2 separate regions of the Homo sapiens genome follow, and region 1 is linked to region 2. A link is an interaction called in ENCODE POLR2A ChIA-PET data of the cell type or tissue named here. Cell type or tissue: GM12878. All regions are shown on one strand.

Evidence for each region. ChIA-PET counts read pairs that join two places held together with the same protein. Peaks named below come from ENCODE experiments on the same cell type or tissue, not always from the same donor. Only the 100,000 strongest peaks of a DNase experiment are listed, where the experiment ranks them.
Region 1: POLR2A ChIA-PET joins it to region 2 with 14 read pairs; 2 of 35 experiments call an interaction of 5 or more read pairs at or near these places.

What each region holds. Positions count from the first base shown.
Region 1 is chr15:44,303,602-44,311,601 of GRCh38, reverse strand. The region is part of intron 1 of GOLM2 (golgi membrane protein 2); the gene reads right to left. Among named protein-coding and RNA genes, the nearest start is that of GOLM2, 19 kb to the right of the region's middle. In GM12878, no CTCF peak of the experiment used is centred here; DNase peaks (open chromatin) are centred at 1,818, 2,490 and 3,021; H3K4me3 peaks cover 2,349 bases; H3K27ac peaks cover 3,026 bases.
Region 2 is chr15:43,927,391-43,935,390 of GRCh38, reverse strand. The region is part of intron 1 of FRMD5 (FERM domain containing 5); the gene reads left to right. Among named protein-coding and RNA genes, the nearest start is that of WDR76, 100 kb to the right of the region's middle. RefSeq lists enhancers at 6,175-6,824, 6,825-7,476. In GM12878, no CTCF peak of the experiment used is centred here; no DNase peak of the experiment used is centred here.

The sequences.
Region 1 (8,000 bases), 380 kb before region 2:
TTGATAGTTCATTAACATTGGCAAATATTTCTAGTTCTCATCCCAGGCCCTTCGAAGGACTGTCTCTCCCCACTCCTTTGAAGGTATGTGTTTTTTACCACATACACACTTACCACAATAATAAAAAAAAAAAGAAAAGCAATCTTTTTCAGACATCATGTCCTGAATTTCATTTGAAAAATACAGGCACTATGCCATTAATTCACATTAAAGTTATGGTGCCTGGAATGCCTCTTTAATTGGAGGCATTTCCCCAACATTTTTGGGGAAAAATGTTTTTCCTCTTAGGGAGGGGAACCATTTAGGGAAGTAAAACCTGTTAAGAAACTTTCCCCACTAAGCTCTAAAATAGTTTTCTCTTTTTCAGTTAAGGTAAGAAATACCACATGTAGCATCAAGGCAGTGGCATAATCTATAAGAATGGGTCATTTATAAGTAGAACATGTATAAGTATAAAACTACCTTGCAGGATTTGGTATGGAAAGTTTATATCCATATTCTTTAGTCATATGTTCTTTTAAGAACTTTTCCAGGTATGTATGTATGTTTGTTTTTTGCTTGTTCGTTTTGTTGTTGTTGTTGTTTGAAATGAAGTCTCACTCTGTCGCCCAGGCTGGAGTGAAGTGGCACAATCTCGGCTCACTGCAACCTCCGCCTCCCGGGTTCAAGCGATTCTCCTGCCTCAGCCTCCCGAATAAGTGGGATTACAGGTGTGTGCCACCATGCCCAGCTAATTTTTGTATTTTTAGTAGATATGGGGTTTCACCACGTTGGTCAGGCTGGTCTCAAATTCCTGACCTCGTGATCCGCCCGCCTTGGCCTCCCAAAGGGCTGGGATTACAGGCGTGAGCCACTGTGCCTGGCCTATGTATTTTTTAATTGACTGATTGATTGATTGAGACAGGGTCTTGTACTGTCATCCAGGCTGGAGTACAGTGGCACAATCATAGCTCACTGCAGCCTCAAATTCCTGGGATCAAAGGAGTTTGATCCCAACTCCTGGGATCCTACCTCAATCTCTCAGGTAGCTGGGATTATAGGTGTGCATCACCACACCTGGCTATCTGAATATGTATGTGTGTGTGTGTGTGTGTGTGTGGGTGTGTGTGTGTATATATATATATATATATACATATATATATATATAGAGAGAGAGAGAGAGAAAGAGAGACTCTCACTATGTTGCCCAAGCTGGTCTCGAACTCCTAATCTCAGAGAGATTCCCGCCTTGGCCTCCCAGCCTTTCCAAGTCTTTTTAGTTGGTTCTCTTGTGAGTACCCTTTCATCCCTTGGTGATTTTAATTGCTCTTCTCTGGATAATTCTTAAACTTGCATCATGTAATTAATGCTGCACAAAGTAAATTAAGACTGTGACTATGCAGAAACCCAATAGCATAGTGCTTAAAAGAAGGGGCTCTGGCTGGGTGCAGCAGCTCACGCCCGTAATCCCAGTACTTTGGGAGGCCACGGCAAGCAGATCGCTTGAGGTCAGGAGTTTCAGACCAGCTTGGCCAACATTGCAAAACCCAGTCTCTACAAAAAATACAAAAATTAGCCAGGCATGGTGGCATTTGCCTGTAGTTCCAGCTACTCAGGAGGCTGAGGCATGAGAATCACTTGAACCCAGGAGGCGGAGGTTGCAGTGAGCCAAGATCATGCCACTGCACTCCAGCCTGGGCAACAGAGTGAAACTCCGTATCAAAAAAAAAACCAAAAGCTGGTGAGGGGGTGGGGCCTCTAAAATTAGATTGCCTGAGTCTGAATTCTGAATTCACTACTTGTTAGCTCTATTTCCTTGGACATACTGTTTACCTTCTCTGTTTCAGTTCTTTTATCTATAAAATGAGAAAATATTATCTGACTCATAGCATTGTCAAAAAGTTTATGCCAGAGATAAAGTGTTAACAACACTGGCTGGCACATGGTAAGGGCTTAATAAACATTAGCTATTACTATGTAAAGGAGTAGAATGTCTTCTTTACTATTTCTACAAAGTCCCACTGCTAAATTTGACTGGCTTAAAAACAACACAAAAGAAAAAAAAGTCTTTAGCTTTTAGCCTTTTTAGCTAAAACAATAAATTGGGAATCTCATAGAATTTTTTTATTTTATTTACTTTTTTCTCAATTACTTTTTTATTAAGGGATATTTGACAATTAAAGATTGTATATATTTAAGGTACACAATTTGATGATTTGATATGCTTATATACATTGATCTCCAGAACTTACTCATCTTGCATAACTGAAACTATGTACCCCTTGACCAACATCCCATTTGCCCCTTCCCCTAGTCCCTGGTAGCCTTCCTTTAAATATATGCTCAGAAGTGGGATTGCCAGATCATAATATAGTTCTATTTTTAACTTCTGAGGAAACTACATACTGTTTTCCATATGGCTATTTACATTCCCACCAACAATGTTCAAGGGTTCCCCTTTCTCCACATCCTCACCAACATTTGTTATCTTTCACCTTTCTGACAATAATCATTCTAGCAGGTGTGAGATAGTATCTCACTGTAGTTTTGATTTGCATTTCCCTGATGATTAATAATGTTGAACATTTTTCCATATGACTGTACCTGTTGGCCACTTGTATGTCTTCTTTCAAGAAATGTCTATTCCAGTCCTTTGCCCATTTTTAAAACAGGTTGTTCATTGTTATTACATTGTATAAGTTCCTTATATATTTTGGATATTAACCCTTATCAGATATATGATTTCCAAATATCTTCTCCTACTCTGTAGGTACCTTTTGACTCTGTTGATAGTTTTCTTTTGCTGTACAGGAGCTTTTCAATTTGATGTAATCCCATTTGTCAATTTTTAGTTTTGTTGCCTGTGCTTTTGGTGCACACACCTGCAGTCCCGGCTATTCAGGAGTCTGAGGTGGGAGAATCGCTTGAGGTGGGTCAAAGCTGCAGTGAGCCACAGTCATGCCACTGTACCCAGCCTAGGTGACAGAAAGAGACCTTGTCTCTAAAAAAAAAAGTTAAATATAGAATATGGCCCAGCATTTCCACTGCTAGACATAAAAGAAGTGAAACCAGGGACTCAAACAGATACTTGTACACCACCGTTTATAGAGGCATTACTCACAATAACTGAAAGAGGGGAAGAACTCAAGTGTTCATCAACAGATGAATGAAAAGCAAAACATGGTATATACACATAATAAAATATTATCAGCCATAAAGAGGAATGAAGTTCTGATACATGCTACAACATAAATGAATCTTGAAAACATTATGCTAGGTGAAATAAGCCAGATAAAAAAGGACAAATATTGTATAATCCTCCTATATGAGGTATCTAGAATAGACAAATTCATAGACACAGAAACTAGAATAGAGGTTACCACAGGCTGGAGGGAAGGGCAATGGGAATTACTGCTTAATGGGTAGAGGTTTTGTTTGGTTTGGGATCGTGAAAAAGTTCTAGAAATAGATGGTAGTAATCATGGTTACACAACATTGTGAATGTACTTAATGCCACTAAATTATACACTTAAAATGGTAAAAATAGTAAATTTTGTTATAGATGTTTTACCACAATAAAATAGTAATAACAATAATCATCATTATTCTGGCCCCAAATAGCTTTAACTCAGACATAATTTCCCCTACTTCTCAATACCATGTACCTTATATTACACTCTCCTATTCTACTGCTTGACCTTCTGTGAAGGTACAACATACTTTCCAGCTTTCCTGGCCTCATTTATGTTCCTCCTGTCCTTATCCCTTTCTCATTTTGTTAAATTACTAAAGATCACCTTTTCAGTGAATTATTTCGCTCTTGACTTCCTGAGGAAGTTAATCAGTTATTCCTCTGTATTCTCAAACCCCTTTGTAAGCAGCTTTACTATAGCATTTAATCATGCATTATGGATTATTTTTCTATGTGTGCCTCCCTCACTTCTTCAAAGAACGGGAATCTTACTATCTTTCTATCCCTATCACATACCACATGGTATTCAACTTTCCCAAATAAATGACTTATGCATATAATAAACTTTGAACAATCATAAAGCACTATATCAATAAATGGTTTTATTTCATTCTGCCCATTGAGAATTAGTATCATGTGGGCTGAACACGGTGGCTCACGCCTGTAATCCCAGTACTTTGGGAGGCCAAGGTGGGCGGATCACGAGGTCAGGAGATAGAGACCATCCTGGCTAACACTGTGAAACCCCATCTCTACTAAAAATACAGAAAATTAGCCAGGCGTGGTGGTAGGCTCCTGTAGTCCCAGCTATTCGGGAGGCTGAGGCAGGAGAATGGCGTGAACCTGGGAGGCAGAGCTTACAGTGAGCGGAGATCGTACCACTGCACTTCAGCCTGGGCCACAGAGCCAGACTCTGTCTCAAAAAAAAAAAAAAAAAAGAATTAGTATCATGTTAGTTTCCAGCTTATGAGACAAGTCCCTGATGATAAGCAGTATAACTTGGATACAGGCATACCTTGTCTTATTGTACCTTGCTTTATGCGTTTCTTATAACCCTGCATCGAGCAAATGTATTGGCACAATTTTTCCAATAACATGTGCTCACTTCATGTCCCTATGTCACATTTTGATAATTCTCAAAATATTTCAAAATTTTCTTTATTACATCTGTCATGGTGATCTGTGATCTGTGACCTTCAATATTATTATAATTGGGGGCACCACAAACTGCACTCATAGAGGACAGTGAGTTTAATCAATAAATGTTGTGTGTGTAAATAGAATAAACAACTTTATAGAAACAGAAAGTAGAATAGAGGTTGCCAAGGGTTGGGGAGACGATAACGGGAGTTACCATGGAATAACCATTCCCCCATCTCTCTTCCTCTCCTCAGGCTTCCCTATTTCCTGAGACAAAACGATACTACAATGACCTCTAAGTGTTCAAGTAAAAGAGTTGTATGTCTCTCACTTTAAATCAAAAGCTAAACATAATTAAGCTTAGTGAAAAGGGCACGTCAAGAACATAGACAGGCCAAAAGCTAGGCCTCTTGTGCCAAACAGCCAAATTGTGAATGCAAAGGAAAAATTCTTTAAGGAAATTCAAAGTGTTACTTTAGTGAACACATGAATAACGAGAAGGCAAAACAGCCTTACTGTTGCTGATATGGAGAAAGTTTCCATGGTCCAGATAGGTCAAACTAACCACAATATTCCCTTAAACCAAAGCCTAATCCAGAGCAAGGACTTAACTCTCTTCAATTCTATGAAGGGTGAAGGGTAAAGAAGCTGTACAAGAAAAGTCGGAAGCCAGCAGAGGTTGGTTCATGAAGTTTAAAAAAAAAAAGCAATCTCCATAACATAAAGGTGCAAGGGGAAGTGGCAAGTGCTGATGAAAAAGCTGCAGCAAGTTATCCAGAAAATCTAGCTAAGATCACTGAAGGTGGCTACACTAAACAACACATTTTCCATGTAAATGAAACAGCCTTCTATTGGAAGAAGATGCCATCTAGAACTTTCATAGCTGCAGAGAAGTCAATATCTGGTTTCAAAGCTTCAAAGGACAGGCTGATTCTCCTGTTAGGGACAGCTGGTGACTTTAAGTGGAAGCCAACGCTCACTTACCATTCCTAAAATCCTAGCTTTTAAGAATTGTGCTAAATCTGTTTTATCTGCGCTCTATAAATGGAACAACAAAGCCTGTATGATAGCACATCTGTTTACAGCATGGTTTACTGAATATTTTCAGTTCACTGTTGAGATATACTACTTAAAAAAAAGATTCCTTTCAAAATACTAGTGCTCACTGACAATGTCCCTGGTCACCCAAGATCTCTGATGAAGATTTACAAGGACATTAATCTTTTCATGTCTGCTAACAGCAACCCATGGAGCAAGGAGTAATTTCTACTTTCAAATCTTATTATTTAACAAATACCTTTCATAAGGCTATACCTACCATGATGTAATTCCTCTGATGGATCTGGGCAAAATAAATTGAAAGTCTTCTAGAAAGAATTCACCAATCTAGATGCCATTAAGAACATTTGTAGAGGCTGGGTGCAGTGGCTCACGTCTATAATCTCAGCACTTTGAGAGACAGAGGCGGGTGGACACTTGGGCTCAGGAGTTCAAGACGGGCCTGGGCAACATGGGGAGACCCTGTCTCTACTAAAAATAGAAAAATTAGCCAGGTGTAGAGGCCCATACCTGTGGTCCCAGCTACTCGGAGGCTGAAGTGGGAGGATCACTTGAGCTCAGGGGGTAGAGGTTGTAGTGAGCCGAGATCGCACCACTGCACTCCAGCCTAAGTGACAGATCAAGACTCTGTCTCAAAAAAAAAATTATAATAATTTGTGGCTGGGCACAGTGGCCATTAATTCCATCACTTTGGGAGGCCAAGGCAGGCAAATTGCTTGGGCCTAGGATTTTGAGACCAGCCTGGATAACATGGCAAAACTCCACCTCTACAAAAAATACAAAATTAGCCAGGTATGGTGGCATGTGCCTGTAGTCCCAGCTACTCGGAAGGCTGAGATAGGAGGATCACCTGAGTCCAGGGAGGTCAAGGCTGCAGTGAGCCATGAATTGTGCCACTGTACTCCAGCCTGGGCAACAGAGACTGTGCCTCAAAAAAAAGAACATTTGTGATTCATAGAAGAAGGCTAAAATATTAACAGGAACATGAGTTTGGAATAAGTTGATTCCAACTCTCATGAATGATTTTGAGGGGATTCAAGACTTCAGTGGAGGAAGTAACTGCAGATGTGGTACAAATAGCAAGAGACCTAGAATTAGGCTAGGCACGGTGGCTTATGCCTGTAATCCCAGTACTTTGGGAAGCCAGGGCAGGAGGATCACTTGAGTATGGGAGTTTGAAACCAGCCTGGGCAACATAGCAAGACCCTGGTCTACAAACCATTTTTTAAAAATTAGCCAGGAGTGATGGCTCAGGCCTGTGGCCCAGCTACTCAGGAGGCTGAGGTGGGAGAATTGCTTGACCCCAGGAGGTTGAGGCTACAGTGAGCTGTGATTGCACCACTGCATTCAGCCTAAGTGACTGAGTAAGAGAGAAAGAGAGAGAACTAGAAATAGAAGTAGAGCCTGGAGGGCTGGGAGCGATGGCTTATGCCTGTAGTCCCAGCACTTTGGGAGGCTGAGGAGGGCAGATCACTTGAGGTCAGGAGTTTGAGACCAGCCTGGCCAACCTGGTGAAACCCTGTCTCTACTAAAAGTACAAAAATTAGCCAGGTGTGGTGGTGGGCGCCTGTAATCCCAGCTACTCAGGAGGCTGAGACAAGAGAATTGCTTGAACCTGTGAGGCGGAGGCTGCAGTGAGCCGAGATCATGCCATTGCACTCCAGCCTTGACACAAGAGTGAAACTCTGTCTCAAAAAAAAAAAAAAAAAAAAAAAAAAAAAGAAGTGGAGCCTGAAGACGTGACTGAATTACTGCAATCTCATGATAAAACTTGAATAGGCCAGGCATGGTGGTTTATGCCTGTAATCCCAGGACTTTGGGAGGTTGAGGTGGGAGGATTACTTGAGGCCAGGAGTTCAAGACCAGCCCTGGGGAACATAGCAAGACCACATCTCTACAAAATTTTAAAATTAGCCAGGTGTGGCCAGGCACCGTGGTTCACACCTGTAATCCTAGCACTTTGGAAGGCCGAGTCAGGCGGATCACTTAAGGTCAGGAGTTTGAGACCTACTTGGCCAACAAAACCCTGTCTCTACTGAAATACAAAAATCAGCCAGGCCTGGTGGTGCATGTCTGTAATCCCAGCTACTCAGGAGGCTAAGGCACGAGAATTGCTTGAACCTGGGAGGTGGAAGTTGCGTTGAGCTGAGATCACACCACTGCACTCCAGCCTGGTGACAGGGCGAGACTCTGTCTCAAAAAAAAAAAAAAAAAAAAAATTAGCCAGGTGTGATGGCACAAGTTTGTAGTCCTAGCTGCTCCAGATGCTGAGGCAGGAGGATTGCTTGAGTCCAGAAGGTCAAGGCTGCAGTGAGCCATGATCATGCCACTGCAGTTTAGCCTGGGTGAC
Region 2 (8,000 bases):
TGCCTCAGCCTCCCAAGTAGCTGGGATTACAAGCACCCGCCACCACACCCGGCTAATTTGTTTTTGTATTTTTAGTAGAGATGGGGTTTCACCATTTTGGCCAGGCTAGTCTCAAACTCCTGACCTCAGATAATCTGCTCTCCTTGTCCCCCGAAAGGGCTGGGATTACAGGCGGGAGCCACCACGCCTGGCCCCAAGAATTATTTATAGACCAAAAGACATCTGTTGCTGCTCAGCCACTGAAATACCACATGTGGGAGAACCTTCAGGAAACTAACAAGTTGAGGGACCCAATGGTACTTGTCTGAAAGCACATCCGCAGCTTCTGCCTCAGCCACGTTTCAGAGGCTCTGCCTCTGGTTAAGTGAGATGAGGTTGCAAGGGACACTTTATCAGCCCCTTTCCATCTCTGTCAGTTCCTATCCCTTCTTTATCTGGACAGTTGAAGAGTTCTCAATCTTATACACAAGATCATACAAATAAATCTTTATTCCCCACCCTCACCCCAGCCAGACTGTCACGCCTAAAGCCCTCGCATATAGAAATCCAGCAGTCCCGCTGCTGCCTGGGTTATAGTTTAGGAAATAGTGGGCCTGGGAAGGACAGAGGCTGGTATTAGCCTGAGGATCCACTCTGAGAAGATCTTGCAACGATCCTCATTTTATGAGGCTGGAGGCGGGCATTAGATGATCTAATGGGACTTTTCCATCGCTCACAGTGGAATGTAAAATGACCAGACTCTAGCAGGATAATAGTTTCACATAATGGTGTTCACTGTGTCAGGCCTGCTAGAGGCAGTTTCTAAAATTGAATGGATTCTGTTTAGTTACTCTTTCCATTTACTTTGAGCAATGGCCCTGAGTTTTTTAGATTAATTACACTAGCAATAAACATCTACCTGTTAAAGCTACCCGATTATCCTTTTTAAAGAAAAAAAAACTGTTTTAAATCCTTGTTTAGAAGATGGACCTGGGATGTTATTACTTTGATTGACTAATAACAGAATCAGAGGATTTTGAGCACATAAGAGGACATGAGATTATTTGCAGATAGAGAAACTGAGGCACAGAAAGGGAAAATGACCTGCCCAAGAGATCACAGTCAGAATGTGCCTTTTCTTACTCCCATCGCTTCCCTCCTGCCCCAAACTCCCTGCCAAAGTTGAACATGGAGGACTTGCCTCCTTGGCATGGAACTACATGCTCAGAGCATATTTCCTATACCCACCCCAACCCTCCATGGAGGGGCAGCTGGATCCTCTCTCAGGAAAAGGAGAGAAAGGAGAAGGCTGGTCTTGACAGCCAAGACAGAATTCTGACTAAGGAGCCTCAAGGAGCGTAGATGTAGGGAGGAGACAGCAGGATGAGGTACTGGGGCACCTTCCAGCCCCGCCTCCTAGACAAGAGAGCCCAAAGGCCAGGATAGGACATGTTCTGGAACAGACTCCCTGTCACTGACAGCAGATCTGGGGTGAGAAGGGGAGTTCTTTCCCCGGATTGAGTTTGATGATAACTGCTGGCTTTATTTTCTGATGATCTAGTTCATAGCAAAAGTGCAGTGAGTTTTGAGCTAGTTAGCCATTGAAAATAAATGGTAATTGGGGACTCGAACTTGCAAGCCAGAGTTGGGTAGCTGCCCACTGTCATGAAAGGCAGAATTTAAAAACCTGGTAGGAAGAAGCAGTGTTTCTCTGTAATATTTAACTCACAGTCTAATGCTCTGAAGTTGGTACTCTTGTTATATGAAAACGTGGAAGGTTAATGAAAGTGGGGTTTGTGCTAACAGAGTTGGATTGTGACAGAGGTCAAATATCTGCTTCTCTTTCCCTTATCCCTGTAATCTTGGCTTCAAGAGCTACAAGACCATCAGATGCCAGTAATCCCCAGACCAGCAACAGCAGCATCACCTGGGAACTTGTTAGAAATGCCAATTCCCAGGCCCCACAGCAGACCTATGAACTAGAAACTTTAGGGGCGGGGCCCAGCAATCTGTATTTTAACAAGCCCTCCAGGTGATTCTGAGGTGGACTCAGGTGTGAGAACCAATGGTCCGGAGTATGGTATGCTTCCTAATTTGCTGTTTATTAAGGAAAGTCAGCCTTCTGAGTGAGCTAGCTGTCTGCCTCCTATCTTGCCTCCTTCTCCTCTTCTCCTCCACCAGTGGGACAACCACTATTGGAAGATTCGGGGTTTGTCCTGCTGCTTTCCTAGGCCTCGGTATTTGTACAGGAAACTGTCTCTCCACCCATCTGTCTGGCTCTGGGCCCCAGCTGTCTCACTCCTCTCCTGGGACTCTCACTATTGTTGTTCCAGTGAGGTTGTTTCTACTCAGTGCTGGGAAGGGAGGCATAAACGTGGCTTTTGTTCCTCTAGTGGGACCACAGATCAAGGCAGACCATGGAACTCTTCTTCAGAGTTCTGTTTGCTGTGACAAGGGGCTTTCAAGGGAGGCCCTGGCTGTCCTTCTCAGGAGAAGCAGTGAAAATGACTTGTCTGGTCCTGGGATAGGATGCCAGCAGCTGTGTGTGACTGGGCATGCTCTGGGGAAGTTGGGGCTTCAGTCAGAGAGCTGTGGGCCCTACTTGCCCATCCCTCTCTCATTTATCTGTCAATATCCTGTTGTGCAGTGCCCTGGGGAATCCCAGGGGGAAGAGTCTAATGCTACAGGTAGCTCCCATAGGTTTAACTACAGAGGGAACCTGTTCTGTTTTTTGAGAGAGATCAGGACGCTGAGTTAATTTCTTGAAATATATTTTGCCAAATGCTTTTTTTCTTTTTATTCTAATTAAAGCCAAGGCATTAAAAGGTATAGTGTCTATTGGAATTGTGTCATATCTTATTCCCCTTATTCAGCTCCTCCTTTCTAGGGAGCATGTCAGGAGCCTGTCACAGAAGCTCTGCCTTTGTCTCTGTGGCACTGATTAGAGGCTGCCAGGCTTCTGAGGGGATTTGGTTTGATTACATATATTTGAAATTTTCTACTCTTCTGATCAGGAAAAAAATAGCCTTGGGTAAGAAGAAGACGCAGATTTGTACTTTAAGAGCCACTTTGGGCATATTTCCAAAATGGTAGCCACTCCCAGATCTTGGGGACACTACAAGGTGGACATGTAGCCAAGATCCATTCATGCATTCTTGTCCAGGGAGGACAGGCTTCTGTTCCTTGAGTGCATTGACTCATTGCTGAGGCCTTGTGCATTCAAGTCCATCCATCCTGGAGGAAGAAGAGGTCTCAAGAGGCTGAGGAAGTTGGCACGAAAACTCACAGGGTTTTTATGTATATTTTGTGTCTTGATTTTAGCCCCACAGTCATCCTTAGATGTAAGATTAACTCTGTTTTAGAGATAAGGAAGCTGAAGCTTGAGTACATTAAGGGATGGGTCTGAGATCACAAGCTGAGAAGTGGCAGACCAGGGCCTTGACTCTAAGTCTACTTAGTGCTCGTTCTCAAAGCCTTTGCCTTCCCAGAGCTCCTCCCCTTTCTGCTCCCTGTGCCTCAACTTCTAAGGAACATAAGTAACCTGATAGGAGAGTTGAAAAGGAAACTGCACCCAGACTGCACTCAGGACTCAAAGATCCTGACCTGTTTGCTAATGAAATGTGTCTACCTCAGGATCCATCACATATGTTGGCACTGGCCAGTAAACAATTTTTTTGTGAAGAGGAGGGAAATAATCAAAGAGTTATGAGGACCAGTGAGTTTATCATATTTCTCCTGACCCTGGCCATCCAGGATACTCCCTAAAACCCCAGAAATTCCCAGATTTTGCCAAACATGCATTTGTCTTTTGCAAAAAAAAAAAGAAAAAAGCAGCAATAAAATGAGTTGTCAAACTGTCCTTAGGGTTGGAGCAAGGGGAAGTCGATCTTTCCCCAAATTCTAGATTTTCTTTACAAGTTATTTGAAGCAGCGTTGTATGAGAAGTGCAGCTGTATTAGAGAATGTGTGTGTGTGTTGGGAGTGGGGATCGGGGGGTATAAGTGTGAGAGAGAAAGAGAAGAGAGAGAGAGAGACAGAGAATAGAGAAAGAGAATATGAGCTTCACAAATACAAAGCAATGAGTTTTTTCCTAACAAGCCTGGCTGAGTTTCCAGTAGTTCTGCAGCTGTGACATGACTAGTCCACTGAGATATTCAGCACTGGTTGGAAAAATACAACTAAAATTTATTCAATCAATAGCAAGATGCAGTGATGCTTTTAAGAGTCACCTTACTTGTAAAAGTGGCTTCTCCAAAGATAAGAAAGATGAACGAGTTGTCTGCTTTTCTTCAGACCTGGCTCTGTTTTTCTTTTTCTTTCCAGACACTTCACAGGGTACAAAGATTTCATATAGAAATGAGACACCTTGTCTCTTGAAGCATCACCACTGATATCTCAATAAGACTGGCCCTCTTGTTAGCCTTGCTCTTACAAGCTGTACAACAGCAGGTTTGAAGTTCTGCTCAGAGGGTCTTAATTGCCCTTGTTGAGTCTGCTTTGGGCCATCTGTGCTGACAGAACACTTAGTCCTCCCTCCCATGACATTTCCTTGCGCACGGTGACCTCCATGTTCCAGACTGAATGTGATTTCCCCACCCCACGTGCACATCCTGCGTGTCACACCATGTGGCGATGAGCAAAGCCAGTTCTCTGACCCAAGTGAGGACTGCCAACAGGGCTCCCTGCAGCACTGCACCTGGCATCTGAACCTAGAGATATCTGTGTGGCTTCATGAAAATCACCCCAGCTCTCAATTTGCATGTAGAAGGGAGTTGTTGGGGCAAAGAAGTTGCTGTATTTAAGGATTTGGTGAGAACAGTGGCTAAGAAGCACTGATCCTTTCTCCTTCTGAGCTCTGATTTCCCTCCACTTTGGGGCCTCACCACTCCTCCAGGAGCCACATGGTTACGTGGCCCCACAGCAGCCTCCTGGCATTGTAGTCTAGATACCAGAGCCTGCTTGGGCCCTGTTCTTCCCAGCCTGATGGCTGAGTTCTGAGAGTAGGAAACAGAAGGGAGTACCTGGGTAGGGGTGAGCTATGGCCCTGCCACATTTGTGGTGACCTGCTACTCAAGAGAGTATTGCTTGCAGATGGACGTCTCTGCATTTCCCCCTGGAATGAGCTTTCTTAATCTTCTCCCAGAGTGAGCTGGCTGCTCTTCTAGCTGCAGCCTCAGCAGTTCCTGGACAGATTTCATTGGTTTACGACTAAGCAGGAAAAGTGAGCTCCTGGGCCAAGAGCTCAGCAGGGGTTCCCTCCCTTCAAAGAAAGTGTAAAGAAGGTGCTGAAGTTAGGGAATCTGAGGTTCTGCTGTTAGCACTTGTGCCCCACACCCTCCCTCTGCCTCAGAAAGCTGGGCTGGGTGTAGCATGTGACCATAGAGGCAGGGACTGCACCCCAGAAATTAATTCACACTTTTCTGCTCAGCTCACTAATGCCATGGCCCTGAGAAGATGACCTACTGTGGCTGTTCCTCTGTAACATTAAAGTGCTTTTACACAGCATCTGCTCTGGAACCTGGCAGACATCGGCATGCCACTCATGCCCTCACACCACTAAAAGGCATGGAAGGAAAGCAAGGAAGTCTTTGGCCTACAAGAAATTTAAATATATATAGTTAAGCTAGAATGCAGGCTAAGATGCCATCCCATCCCTGGTGCCTGTTTCTTCCCCGGCAGGCCTCCAAGGACAACTCGTTCAACTGTTGCCCTTCCTCCAGGGTGCCTAGTATCAGTGTGGCTTTCTTCCACCTCTGGACTCTTGTACTTTGGGCTACGGGTGCCCACTTTCTGTAATCCCTCCATTTTACCTCTGCCTTCTCTAAGGGCCCGTGAAACCAAGGCCAGCTACCCTTTAACAGATTGTGAACCAAGGTCATAGCATGTAGCCAGGAGGAAGTTGGAATCACTCTTACCCTCTGCTAGACTCTACTTCGTTTGCACTTGCTTGTGAGGTGCTTGTGTGCCTCACAAGTAAGCAGGATTGAATAAAGTGGAGCCTAATGAGTGGAGCTTTCTGCATCTTGGCTTCTCTCATCAGGATGCTGCATGCCAGAGAGCCTGGGATTAACCTCATCCATGATGGGTTAAAATAAAGCTCCTCTCCTGCCCATGGATATCGATGATGAGACAGAAAATGCAATTAACCTTAAATAGTTTAGGTCACTGGCCCAAGCTTGCTTACTGCTTGCTACCTCAGTCCCTTCCCTAAAGAATAGGCAAACCATAGAGAACCAGAACCAGGCGTTCCAGGGAGGAGCAAAAATAGGAATTATCCCACCCTCAGAGCTGCACAGTGATTCCAAGAGGCTCATGAATCATTCTGTGCACCATATAGAGAGAATAAATGGGTTGTACCTATATGCACTAGTATTTTCAAATATGTATAGGCACTGTTGTGGTTCATAAAATATAAATTTATTTTTTAAACGAGTGCTTAATAAGTTATTTTGATCCAATAATGTCTTTGGGAAGAGAATAACCTCAGAAGTAGCTGCAGGGTGAGGATTTGGGTGCTCTGCCTCAGCTCACTTGTCCTGAAGATAAATGTCCTCAGGCTTGGAGCTCTGACTTTGTGACTAAACAGTAATCACCTGTCAGCGCAAGTGCCTGTTTCTCCGGTATAATCAATGGCACAACATTCAACGCACAGTTTAGCCACAGTGCCAGGGCACCTGCAGGCAAAGGGAAGGGAAGACGGCTTTGCCATCTCATCAAAAGAAAAGACTGACTGTCACAGAATATTCCAGAAACCCCTGGACTTAGGACTGGGAGACCATGGAGAGGGTATCCCAGGACGCAGCTGGCATCAGGAAGTGCAAGGGGATCCACAAGCCCAGGAAGTTGTAAAATTCCTAAAATCTTGCCCCTGCCGTTGGCTTGTAGGGAGCCCATCATGATGGTTCAGCTGCATGTGATTTCACCCAGTGCTGCCTCAGGCCACTCCACCAGCCACAGGTGTGAGTGCCTCAAAGGAAGGGCTTTGTCGCAACCCTCTGTGAAAGGTGCCTCTGCGCAGAGCTCTAAGTTGATTCTACCTTTGCATACCTACTGGGGATTTAAATTTCATGGAATTCTATGTCTACCTCTTTCCTCATTCCCCTCACCCCCACCCCAGCCTTGGAGAAAGAGCAAAGGAAGATGCTTCTCTTCATTAGTCTATGCAAGAGCCCTGCAGCTCAAAACAATGCATCTAACACTGGTAACTGGTAAATGGGAACTTGAGGGAACTATGTCTTCACGGCGGGGGAGCAGGGGGATTCACCAGGTGCTGAAAAGTAACCAGAAAAAGGTCTTTTTTATGTAGCTGTAGGGAATGGGTAGTGGGATATATCCTTATTTCCTAACTACTCCAAGAGAAAAGCCATGCTTCCTTTTTCTTCCTGTGAAGTGGAAGAAATCTGAAGTTGGATCTACCAAGTTCAGGGTTCTTACCAGCTAAGAGCCTTACAAGTGCATCTGAACTCGCAGCCCATGAGAATGAGTTGTTTTATGAAAGGCAGGATTCTTATTAAAAGTCTGTATGATTTCCATCACAGAAGCATGTTTTCCCTATAGCTATCTCTGTCCCATTGCTAATCTGGTTGTTGTATGTATGGAAGCAAACTTCTTCAGCCCGTAAAACTCACATCATACTGTAGTAGTGTTTGTGAAAAACATTTTTTCATTAAAAAAAAAAAAGCACCAGCTGATCACAATGTAAAAGCCAGCTTGGTGCAAAGTAAAATTTGTAGAGAAAAGCAATGAAAATATGCTACTGTCTCTCACTGTTCCATTTCAGTTGCTCTGAGAGAGATAATAGTATAGGATATGCTGCATGGGATAGAGTGGAACATGTTTCCTCTGCTCCCAGAGAACCTGAAATACCTCTTTAAGCTCTTCTCACTCTCTTGGCATCAGTGAAGAAGTAGTTAATAGGCCCTGCACAAAGAAAGTTCTGACGGAGTCCTTTGAAAGACCTGGTTTGTGGCCCACCACCCAGAAGTCCCAGTGTGATTCATAACGAGTCTCTGTCCTGAGAG